2 separate regions of the Mus musculus genome follow, and region 1 is linked to region 2. Evidence: chromatin loops called from intact Hi-C (ENCODE). Cell type or tissue: left cerebral cortex. All regions are shown on one strand. Links, peaks and the distances in the headings refer to the core of each region. The heading gives the core; the rest is flanking DNA. Region 1 overlaps Ptprg (protein tyrosine phosphatase, receptor type, G). Region 2 overlaps Ptprg (protein tyrosine phosphatase, receptor type, G).

The links. A loop is a pair of places that touch in the nucleus more often than their neighbours do. Peaks named below come from ENCODE experiments on the same cell type or tissue, not always from the same donor. Only the 100,000 strongest peaks of a DNase experiment are listed, where the experiment ranks them.
Region 1: a loop joins it to region 2, with 2.5 times the contacts of the local background. A loop is called at or near these places in 3 of 42 quality-filtered maps.

The regions. Positions count from the first base shown.
Region 1 is chr14:12,122,937-12,128,319 of GRCm38, reverse strand. All of the region lies in intron 8 of Ptprg (protein tyrosine phosphatase, receptor type, G), which reads right to left. Among named protein-coding and RNA genes, the nearest start is that of 3830406C13Rik, 160 kb to the left of the region's middle. In left cerebral cortex, for the core only: no CTCF peak of the experiment used is centred there; no DNase peak of the experiment used is centred there.
Region 2 is chr14:11,826,888-11,832,270 of GRCm38, reverse strand. The region is part of intron 2 of Ptprg (protein tyrosine phosphatase, receptor type, G); the gene reads right to left. Among named protein-coding and RNA genes, the nearest start is that of Gm52128, 260 kb to the right of the region's middle. In left cerebral cortex, for the core only: CTCF peaks have their summits at 329 and 3,017 (motif pointing left); a DNase peak (open chromatin) is centred at 387.

The DNA.
Region 1 (5,383 bases), core at 295-5,294, 300 kb before region 2:
TTTCTCTATGGCATCAGTTGTGTCTTTCTTGAGCAACAGTGCAGGATTGGAGTGACCATTCCTCCCTCTTCTTTGGTATCTTGCATGACCATGTTGGGGCGGTAACAGGCTGCATTCTGTTGTCTCCCTGCTGGTATAACCAATCATCCTGACAAGAGGACTGACAGGAGAGATGGGATGCCTTCCCTGGCACCCAACCAGCACTGTCCTCATTAAAGATCACAGCTATGGAAGCAGGGATAATGAGGGACTACATGCACCAAACTGAGGCTCTCGTTACACCTCTGATGTGAAAGATGGCCAGTTGAAATAGTGTAAGTCGCTGACAACCAGGTTCCTAATCTCTAAGTAGAATGTAAAAACCAAACAATCCATAGTTACTACTGCTACCATTGGTGGAGAGGCAACCGGGGATGGAAATACCTGTGTCTTGTGCATTTTCTACACATGCTCTACCACTTAACTATATCCCTAGTCTTGAGATATTCATTATTTACCTTTAAAAAAAACATATACTTTCTCTATCTTACTGTGATATATTCCCTAAAGCAGGGACCAAAACTAAGTTCCCAGGACAAACCTGTCCTAGACTTTTTGTGTTAAATAAAGAGTCACTGGGAGATATTTTCTATGTCCGCTCATTTACATATTGACTATGGCTCCTCTCATGGCTGCCTGGTGGATGTGAAGAGTTGTAATTAGGATCTTTTGGCCTACAGAGTCAAGAGTATTCACTATCAGACACTCAGCCAAAAACGGTTAATGACGACTCCTGACTCATATAATTAACTTACTTTTCTTTCTTCTGTAACAGTGCTACAGCAGATGCATGAAGCATTGCCTCCTTCATGAGAACTCAGAGCTTCTGATGGCGAGCTGCAAGAGAGTGCTAATCAGACAGGCTCTGTCTGTCCTTCCTGAATCTTCCAGGCACCTTCCTCTACTCTGGTAGGATCCAGAGTATGCAGATGAATGGTGAAAGGGACTGCCTCTCCCTTGCATCACGTCATTCCTAAGTATCCCTAAGACCAACCATGTCAGTTCCTTGGGCTGCGTGATGACTATGAGCAACCTCCGGTGGCTTCTACCTATGATGCTCTTGCATATACCAGTCAGCTCAGGTAGAAACAGAGGAGCATTTGCCACCTAGAAAGCCATGGCATGTACATATACAAATAAAAGAAAGCCTCCTTCGTCATTAAGGAACTGAAAACAAAGTCCAAAGGGAAAATACATTCACTAAATTAGTGTGGCCAAAATATAAAAGGTGCATAATAACAAGTGTTTTCAAGGATGAGAAGACACTGTACCCACTCTATACACGGTTAATGACAAGGCAAATGGGTGCTGCTAATGTGGAAAACGCAAAGCTGGTCCTCTCACCTCCACACCTACAGATCTGGTATGAATGATTGGCTCTGTATCTGAGACTTACGCCCAGATGTGAGAGCAGCTGCATTCCTTATAACCCCACAACAGAAAGCTCTAAATGTCCAGGAAGCAATGGGTGAATATACAAACTGTAGTACACCCACATGGTACTATATTATTTGACCATATAGCAGCATTTATTTCTGACTCATGCTCCCAGACATATTATGAAAAGTGGAAGAACCCAGAGATGCTCTCTGATATGAAATGTCCAGAATATGAAATGCCCAGAATAAGTCTATCTAGACAGACAGAAAGAAAATTTGTGGTTAGCAGGGAGAAAAAACAAGTGGGTGGGAAATTACAGAAAGGGGACTAGGTGAAGGTGGTGCAGTTTGTTTTTAGAACAATGGAAGCGCTCTAGAAGCAGACAGCAGAGATGGTTGTACAACTTTCTGATCATGCCAAAGCCAATGATGTGGACACTTAAAGGTAATAAACCGTATGGTATATTAATTAAATCTCAATTAATGTTTAATTGAGATTAATTTTTAATTTTATTAAAAACAAAGTGCCTGGAGAGATAGTTCAGTGGTTAAGAGCATCTGCTGATCTCCGAAGGGATCCAGACTCAATTCCTAGCACCAACATGGTGGCTCATAACCACCTTCAACTCCAGTTCTAGAGGACCTGATGCTCTCCTCTGGGCTCTGGGGTCACCTGCATACACACTGGACATATACAGGCAAGCAGACATGAGCACATACATGCACACACACTTAACAAGCCAAAAAAAAAAATAGAGAGTCAACTCAGCAATAAAAAGGAATCATCAAGAGATGCCTGTAAGCGCAGAGATAAATCCTCATCCAAACACCATAGGAGAGAGGAAAACATTACGGTTGCCTGGGTTGTGGATGGGAAGAGAAGTGTGTATGAGTCCATGGTGAAGGAAATCTTCTACTGCTGGACTGCAGTGAGTCATAGTCCTGCAACTATGAATCTTCCGAAGATAACCAAATTTATAACCATTTGCAGTGGTGGGGTTGACGGGCAGACCAAGCCCAGATCTTTTTTTAAATGTTGGGGGGAAAAATGGAGTGCTGGGGTGAAGCTCAGCAGCAGAGAACCTGCTTAGCATGTGTGGGGCTCTGGATTCCATCTCCAGCATCACTCATAAATAGTGGGCAGAAGAGGAAAAAAGAATACCATCACTCTCGGGAACTGATAACGTCTAAGTGAAACTACGCATTTCTCCAGTGGACAGTGTCTACTTACAGACTGCCATTAAGAAGCACGCCTAAGGAGCTTTTACTCATTGAAATTTAGAAATGGATCACGCAATCTTGTATACAGTACATGTTTTCTGGAATAGTCATACATGAAATATAGTCCTAAGAATGAACAAACCATTCCATGAAACACTCCCAATACCAGTGTGGAGTAAAGACACTAAAGATCGCTAGTCAGCTGACTCCACAAGCACACCAGGACAAAGCCACTTTCTGGCAGGGGTGACCATGGGAATGCAGATCTAAAGGGGGGTGGGAAGCATCCTGGGATAATGGGGATGTTTGTTCCTCCATCTAAATGCTCATTACTCAGCTGTCCTTAGTTTGTGGAGATGTATCACACTGTGCCTGTATTACATAGGTATTTCTCCGGATGTGTATAAACAGTATTTACAGTGATTTCAGGGCTATTATGTCAAAATATGCTGTTTAGACTTCAAATTAAAGGGGTCTGTGAAATGCAAGTGTGTGTGTGTGGGGGGGCTTTCCTCAGTGGTGACAAAGCTCCTCCCAGAAACTCAGAAATTAGGGAAGAGCCACTTGTACCACCTGAGAGGGAGTAGTATTCTCTCTCTTCTCTTCCTCATAAGGATGGTGTACAAGTGCGAAGATCTGGGACTTAAGTTCTCCCTTCTTATAGGCGATGGCCTATAGGGTACACATACTTCATTTTTAGGCCCTTCTGTATTCAATGAGAATGCAGCAGGAGGGAGGGGCGTGGACAAAGGACAGAGTGACTAACACAGGAAGGAAGTCAGCAGGCAGGAAGACTGGAGACCTCTCCCTACTGGACTCACATGGGACACAACAGAATCTGTGCAAAGAAAGCCACATTTCTGAATGGGGAAGACAGATGGGAGATATGTAATGACACAAAGGGGGTCATGACATTGGTGAGTAGCACTTTGGGGTCTCATTGCTGTTCCCTCTTACTAGTCCACTTACATTCCCAAAAGTACCTTTCTTAGTCAGCAGTCTCCATATCCACCATTGTCCCTGTGTCCCGGGTCCCCTGCTTTGATCTCTGATACCAGAACTTGTAAATTTCAACAGAAGCCCTATGGACTCAGACCCCTGCCTATGACAAGTGTTCTGTACAGGCTGAGTTACCAGACACTCAGATGGGAAACAGAAGGACTTCACTCTTCTGTAATGCTGAAAATCTAGACAGGATTGCAGATCTCACTACACCCCTCCCCTCCCTCTCTTGTTTCCTCTCTCACTATGGCTACTCTAAAAATACCAGAAATCCTTTAACGATTTACACATTGTAAGAGTTAACAACGGACATGATATTTGCAGTAGGCTTTGGAGAATGAGGAACTGACTGTCCACATCCTACATTTAAGGTGTTGGCCACAGTCAGTGGAGGGCCTTGTTTACTTTGACATGTAAATGGACCACCACCCTCCAACTTTCTTCAGTGACAGCTGCCATACAGTCTGTCACTCACACGCTCAGCACAGTCTCCAGGGAAAACTTACTGCCCTGTTCTCAGCAGTTCTGAGTTAGCGACTGTGTGCTCCTCTTGATCCAAATTGCCCATCCCTTGCAGGACCTTTGTACAGACTTCTCACCAAGAGTGGGCCTAGGAGCAGTCTCCTTTCCCAAAGTTCTCTGTGGAAAAGCCTTCAAGTTCAGTTATTTTTAGCTAAGTTTAAAAAGTCAGCCCATGTGAGGATTTTGCAATGACAACCCAGCCTGAGGCATCTCATAGGTTTGTGGGCATCTAAATTGTCCTGCTACTAGCAGTAGCTAGAGACTCAAGCCTTTCGTGGGGACCCCTGGCCCGATCAGCATCTTTAATGAACCACAGACAGACATCCTTGCTTCTTCCTGTTCCTACCCTCACAATGGTGTGCTAAAGACTGATGTCAGGGCCTTGTTCCACAATCACAGCCACCTTCTTTCAGGTCCTTGATTGGTTTAGGAACTCAGAAAACAGGCTTATTAAGCGTTAACAAGTACAGGAGTTCGTGGTCTCTAATCTCATGCTTCTGGACCTGCCAAGCTCATGTGCTAATACTGGTCCTAGGGACATTCTTAGACCAAACTCCCATGCTGCTTTCCACACATGAACTCTCCCAGGACACTCAGTTGGGAAACAGCCATGTCCTCACACCAGCACAAATAAATATTTTGTTGCCCCCTTTACCACCTCCAGGACTAGGGCTTTGAGCAGACATATTTCTCGATGTGCTTTGTAAGAAGCAAGTCACAATTATAATAAGGCTGAGAGGAAGAAGGTGGCTCCTGGGAGAGGAACACATGTAGATTTCACATAAGAAAGCAGAGATGTAAGATGTCAGCAAGTGATGTACACATCCTTACCAGTTACTACGACCACCTCTTCAATGGTTTAAGAAGCTAGTGGTTTCTGGGGGCCGTTCAAAGCTGCGTTGCACCCCTTGCTTAGGATGGGAGCAAGCTGGAAGGCTACATGCTCCAAGGACTTCAAAGATGCTGGGGTTTCAGTTCAGGGAAACGCCCAACAGGTAGGATAGGACTGGGGATGTGGCTCAGCTGTAGTGTGCTTCAACGCAATATGCACAAAGCCTTGAGCTCCATCTCCAGCACTGCATAAACTGAAAGCACGATGGCTTATAATCTCAGCCCGTAGGAGGCAGAGACAGGAAGATGGGAGTTCAAGGTCATCTCTGCCTGCTTTGCAAACCTGAGGCCGGCTTTGACTACAAGAGACCCTGCTTCAAAAACACACA
Region 2 (5,383 bases), core at 73-5,072:
CATCAGACCGGGGATCTTTCTATACCATCAGACGGGATCCTAGGCTCATCCTTTTGCCGCCAATCACAAGACTAGTGAAACACGGAGCCAAGTCCTAGAACTAACTCAGCGCATTCGTACCGAGTGCACCTAGCTGCACTAGAAGACTGCTTTGGTATAAGTGCACGCTTCTTTCCACAGTAAATATACTTACTTGGTCCAATCCTTCCCAGAACAAGATGTTTTGAAAAATGATTCCCTTGTGGAGGTTTCAACAGTCCAAGGAGGATATGAGAAAATCCCCATTATCCTAGAAGGCCAACACTGCCGCACTGAGTACTGCCAAGGGATCTCGGCTGTCAGGGGCTTTGCTTCTCAAAGCTTTCCGGGCTAGGCTTCAATAAGGCTGGGTGAGAACACTCAGCTCTGAAACACAGATCCTGGCATCCTTAATGCCCCTAGCCCTTAAAGCTAAAGAGCCTGTCTGAGAAACAAAATGGAAGGGCAGAGGGAGCGAGCAGTCTCCCTCACAAGTGAAGACAAACAGGCAGCATTTCTCAGAAGATGAGATTCTAAAAGGCCTTGGTGGCTACTGGAAGACGCTACCCCATATCAATGGAAGCGGAGCACAAGGTGAACTCTAAAGCCTGACAGCAGAGACACAAATTCTCAATGCCAACAGAACCTTCCTCTGCTGAGAAGCTACACCACATCCGCTAAACAGCATCAACAGGATCCAGCAGAGCCAGGGGACCTGAGCAGATAGCAGGGGAGCCTGGTAAGGTAAAGCAGAGGAAGGATCCGCAAGATGCTCCATTGTCCACTCCGGGGTCAAAGACTTGCAGGCAGGCACGCAGCAGAACAGCCCAGCCTCAGCTCCACGGCCACCTCTCAACCTTGTGTGCAGCTCTATCCCACTGCTGGTTCCAAACAGCAATTTAAAGAGAAAAGCCCCAGTGGCATTTGCTAATTGAGGTTTTTGTGAGACCTAATTTATACCATAAACACATACCTAACACAACCCAGGTATTAATATTATTGCTATTATTGTACCTATTTTTACCAGCATTTCAGTATCACTTCAAGGTTCAACCACAACACTTTCGTGGGCTTTACATAACCCTGTGGTGTACAAAACCAACAGGTAAGAATTATTTTTCATTATTCTAATGAACAATACAGCATCAGCATTATGTGTATCAATGTGTGTATGTGTGTGTGTGTGTGTGTGTGTGTGTGTGTGTGCACACATGCGCACAAGCGTGTTAATTACACATATACAGTTTCAACCAAAGGAAGAAAGCAGTAATACTATACAACAGCACCTATAAACATATTTGTGATGAGACCATAGAACTAATGCTGTAATGCTGGATATTTTATACTAAGATGTTCCTAATATGTGTATCTACCCAAAACTCACGCTGAATATTGACTCAAGGAGAGGGCATTGGAGAGAAGACAATTAAGCCATATGACAGTTTGACTGAACAGTGATGGAAACTTGGGGGAAAGGGTTGGCAGAAAAGCGGGAGGGACAGAGGGAGGGAGGGAGGGAGGGAGGGAGGTCTTTCTCACAAAGACCTGTCCATAGATGGAGCACAAGACAGACTCTCATTCTATGCTGCTTATAGAGTGCCACACCCCAGCAGCATGTACAAAGATACCCTTTGGTCAAAAGAAGCTCACTCCTGCATTTGACAGAAAGACTTCAGAGAAAACAGGGAGTCCTCTGGAGCAGTGGTTCTCAAACTTCTTAATGCTGCGACCCTTTAATACAGTTCTTCATGACGTGGCGAGCCCAGCCATGAATTTATGCTTCCTGCTACTTCACAACTGTAATTTTGCTACTGTTGTGAATCATAATGTAAATACCTGATACACAATCCCTTAAAAGGGTGGTGAACTTCTAAAGGAGTTTCAACCCACAGGTTGAAAGTCACCATTCTAGAGAGACCTGGGTGCTGGGCAGCATCCTTGCAAGGAGGGAAGGATAACATATTCTCCACTAATAAGAGGTGGGCAGTAAGAAGGACACAGGGACCTCAGGGGAATCTCACCACTTATGCAAAGCAAATGTGAAGAGTAAGCTTGTCTGACCAAAGATGTTTGTGGGGGTGACCAACCTAAGAGCCGAAAGATCCCATGACTCTGCTAGTATCTTTCAAAGAATTCTGTAGAAGGCTTCAAATCAGACCTGTTATAAATGTGTGTTGAATTAAATATGAGGCTATTTCAGGTACAAAGGCTGATGCTCAAAGGATTTCAAAATATTAGAACCCTTGAGCACAAGGAGAAACCATATTTGACCTCAGCACTGGAAAGCTTTCTTTATCTTCTCCCCCAAACCGTGTGTGTGTGTGTGTGTGTGTGTGTGTGTGTGTGTGTCCACACATGCATTTGGTCTCATACGCACAGTCTTTTCCAAACAATTTTCTGCAACAAATTGGCCTCAAGGCAATTCCATAAGCCGAAGGTGTTCACTTTGCCCAAATAAAACCTTTGAAAGCAAACACATAGAATGAAGTGAACAGAAAATGGAGAGAATAAAAGGGCAGATGACCAGGGGAGTCAGGAGGCCAGGGTGCTTCCAGGATGCAATGATTTGAGACTTATCTTGAAAGTTTAAAAGGAACTGTGTGTAGGAAGGGGCAGTGAAGTGGCCTTATGCACTATGATCTCTGTGGTTTTCCTAAAGAAACAGCTCTAAATAGATCTGCTGCATGTGAATGAAGGCACAGAGCATGGGGAGGCTTCCTCAGGGGGTGACCTGCTGCATGTGAATGAAGGCTAGAATGTGGCGAGGCTTCCTCAGGGAGTGTGCTTGTCTAGCAGGCAGGAGGCCCAGGGTTTGAGCCCCAGAACTGCATAAGATCAGCTGTGCAGCAGCACATGCCTGTAATCCTATCACTCAGCAGGTAGAGGCAGGAGGATCAGAGGAGCTGGAGAGATGGCTAAGTGGTGAGGAACACCAGCTGCCCTTTCACAGTCTGGTTGCCAGCACCCACATGGTGGCCCACAATCATCTGTAACTCTAGTCCCAAGAGATCTGACACCCTCTTCTGGAATCTAAGGGCACTGCACACACATACTGTATAGACATACACACAAGCAAAAACACATATACATATATATAATTTTGAAAAAATAGTAAATTATTTTTCAAAAAGAGGGTTAAGAATTCAGCAACTGAGCAAGTTTGAAGCCAGCTTATTTACCTGTCTCAGTAAATAAGCGAGTGGGTGAGGAAGATAAGAATGAAATGTTTAATGTTGTAAAAGCATGGCTCAACACTCAGTCAAAAACATGCCCCTCCCTTGACCTGCATAATGTTCACCCGATAAGGGGAACTCCTGGGATGTGGCTAACCTTAAAATGGGTCATCATTTGTGTTGCACCTACCACTCCAGATGCCCAGGAAAGGCTCTGAGTGTGTAGCCTCCCTGGGAGAGAGTAGCCAATGCACACAGACTTCCAGAGTTCACATCCCGGCTCAGCAGGAACCTGGCAAAGCGACCAGGAAGGTCTGAGTTGTTCTAGAAGTACTTGGTTAGTCCCTTATCTGACCTTGGAATTCCTTTAAAAAGTCATCAGGACCTGCTCTAAGACTAGTTTCTGCCAGTTATCAAACTCTGTGAGTGTGTGTTTATGGGGCCTTCATTTCACTCCATTGAACTCCCAATTCCTCCATTTTTAATATCATGATGAGTCATGAAAGAATGGTAGTAATATTAAGATTTAGAAAGCTTAGGGTATAATTCATATAAAAAAACCCCAAAAGACAAATTAATGAGCAGTTATTTTAAACAAAGAAGGGAAACATGCCCCCTGAAAAGGCTATCAGCTGCAGCTACTCACAGTTACCCAGCAGGCAAAGACTTCCCTTGGCTTTCTGCTTCCATCAATTACCCATTTAACCATTCTTACTTCAGACAACCAAGTTGCTCAACACGGCCTGCTGGTGTGCCCCATGGCCATGAAGGAAGGCTGTGAGCTCTGGAGAGCAGGGGGTAAGTGGCCATGCCTGGCAACCTAAGGGGCTGCCATCAAAACCCGCTGCTAATGGAGCATGGTAACATGAAACCCTGCTCATCTCCAGAGGGAACCTTTCAGGCCAGGCGGGTATCTGGTCCAGATCTCTTTCCAAACATAAGCAGCATGCTGAGAGAGGAGGCCTGGCTGGAAGAACGATGTTTCCCCAGGCAAGCACTGGGAAGCCCTGAAACTCTAGTGGGATCCTCCTGTGAACTTGGGCCCTAGTTTTCAAGGTCCCACTTTCACTGCAAACATTCCTCTGTGGGAAGAAAAGCCCAGCCGATTCCCAAGTCACAACAAGGCAGCTGCCCCAGAAGCAGCCAGGACTACTTCTCACTCCTGACTCCACCCCCACCAGGTGTTGTAGAATGAAGACATGACCTGCAGCCCAGCTTTATATTAGTCTGTATGGAAGGGACAGAGGTCTTGTAGCATCCAGCACCATCTACCTTATGCTCTTGGCAGAAAAAAAAAACTATCATGGTCACTTGCAAGTGGAATATTATGTTACTAGGGACAAAATAAAAAGCATTTCACCTGCCTCGTGGAAGAGACAAAGGCACACAGCTGTTAGACAGGTAGTAGTCAACAATCTAGTGATACTTAGATATAAGGATATGATCTTTAATCATATGGAAAAGCTTGCTCCAAAACTCAGGTGTGGGAGGTTTGGTCTCCAGCCTGAGACAGAGCCAAAGGTGCACTTACTGCCTCACTGGAGTCACCGACTGAAGAAAACACAGACGAATGGGCTGTTAGGAAGTACAGCCTCTTTGGAGAGAGAGGGTATCTATGCTGTGTCCTTTGGAGTCGATCCCTGGCCCCTCCTCTTAGGTGCTTTCTGTTTCCTGGGTACCATGAGGTAAGCAGCTTTTGCCCCAGGATGTTTCTGATTTACCACAGTCCCGGAAGGAGGTAGCAGATTATGGGACAGAAACCTCTGGAAACAGGAACATAAATAAACCACTCCTCCTTTAAGTTTCTCGTGTCAAGTACTGTCACAGTGACGAAAAGTGAACAACACCCCTGTTATGGTCATTGGATTTAAGTCAGCCTAGAGGGTTGACAGATGAATGTTGACCACCAGGGATAAAGGACACACATTGCACAGAGGGACCACTCTGCTTCAGCTCAGACATTCTCACTGGTGCCTGACCACTCCTCTCACTGCCCCAGCACTGACTGCACTCTCACTGTGCCTGACCACTCCTCTCACTGCCCCAGCACTGACTGCACTCTCACTGACTGCATTCTCACTGGTGCCTGACCACTCCTCTCACTGCCCCAGCACTGACTGCACTCTCACTGACTGCATTCTCACTGGTGCCTGACCACTCCTCTCACTGCCCCAGCACTGACTGCACTCTCA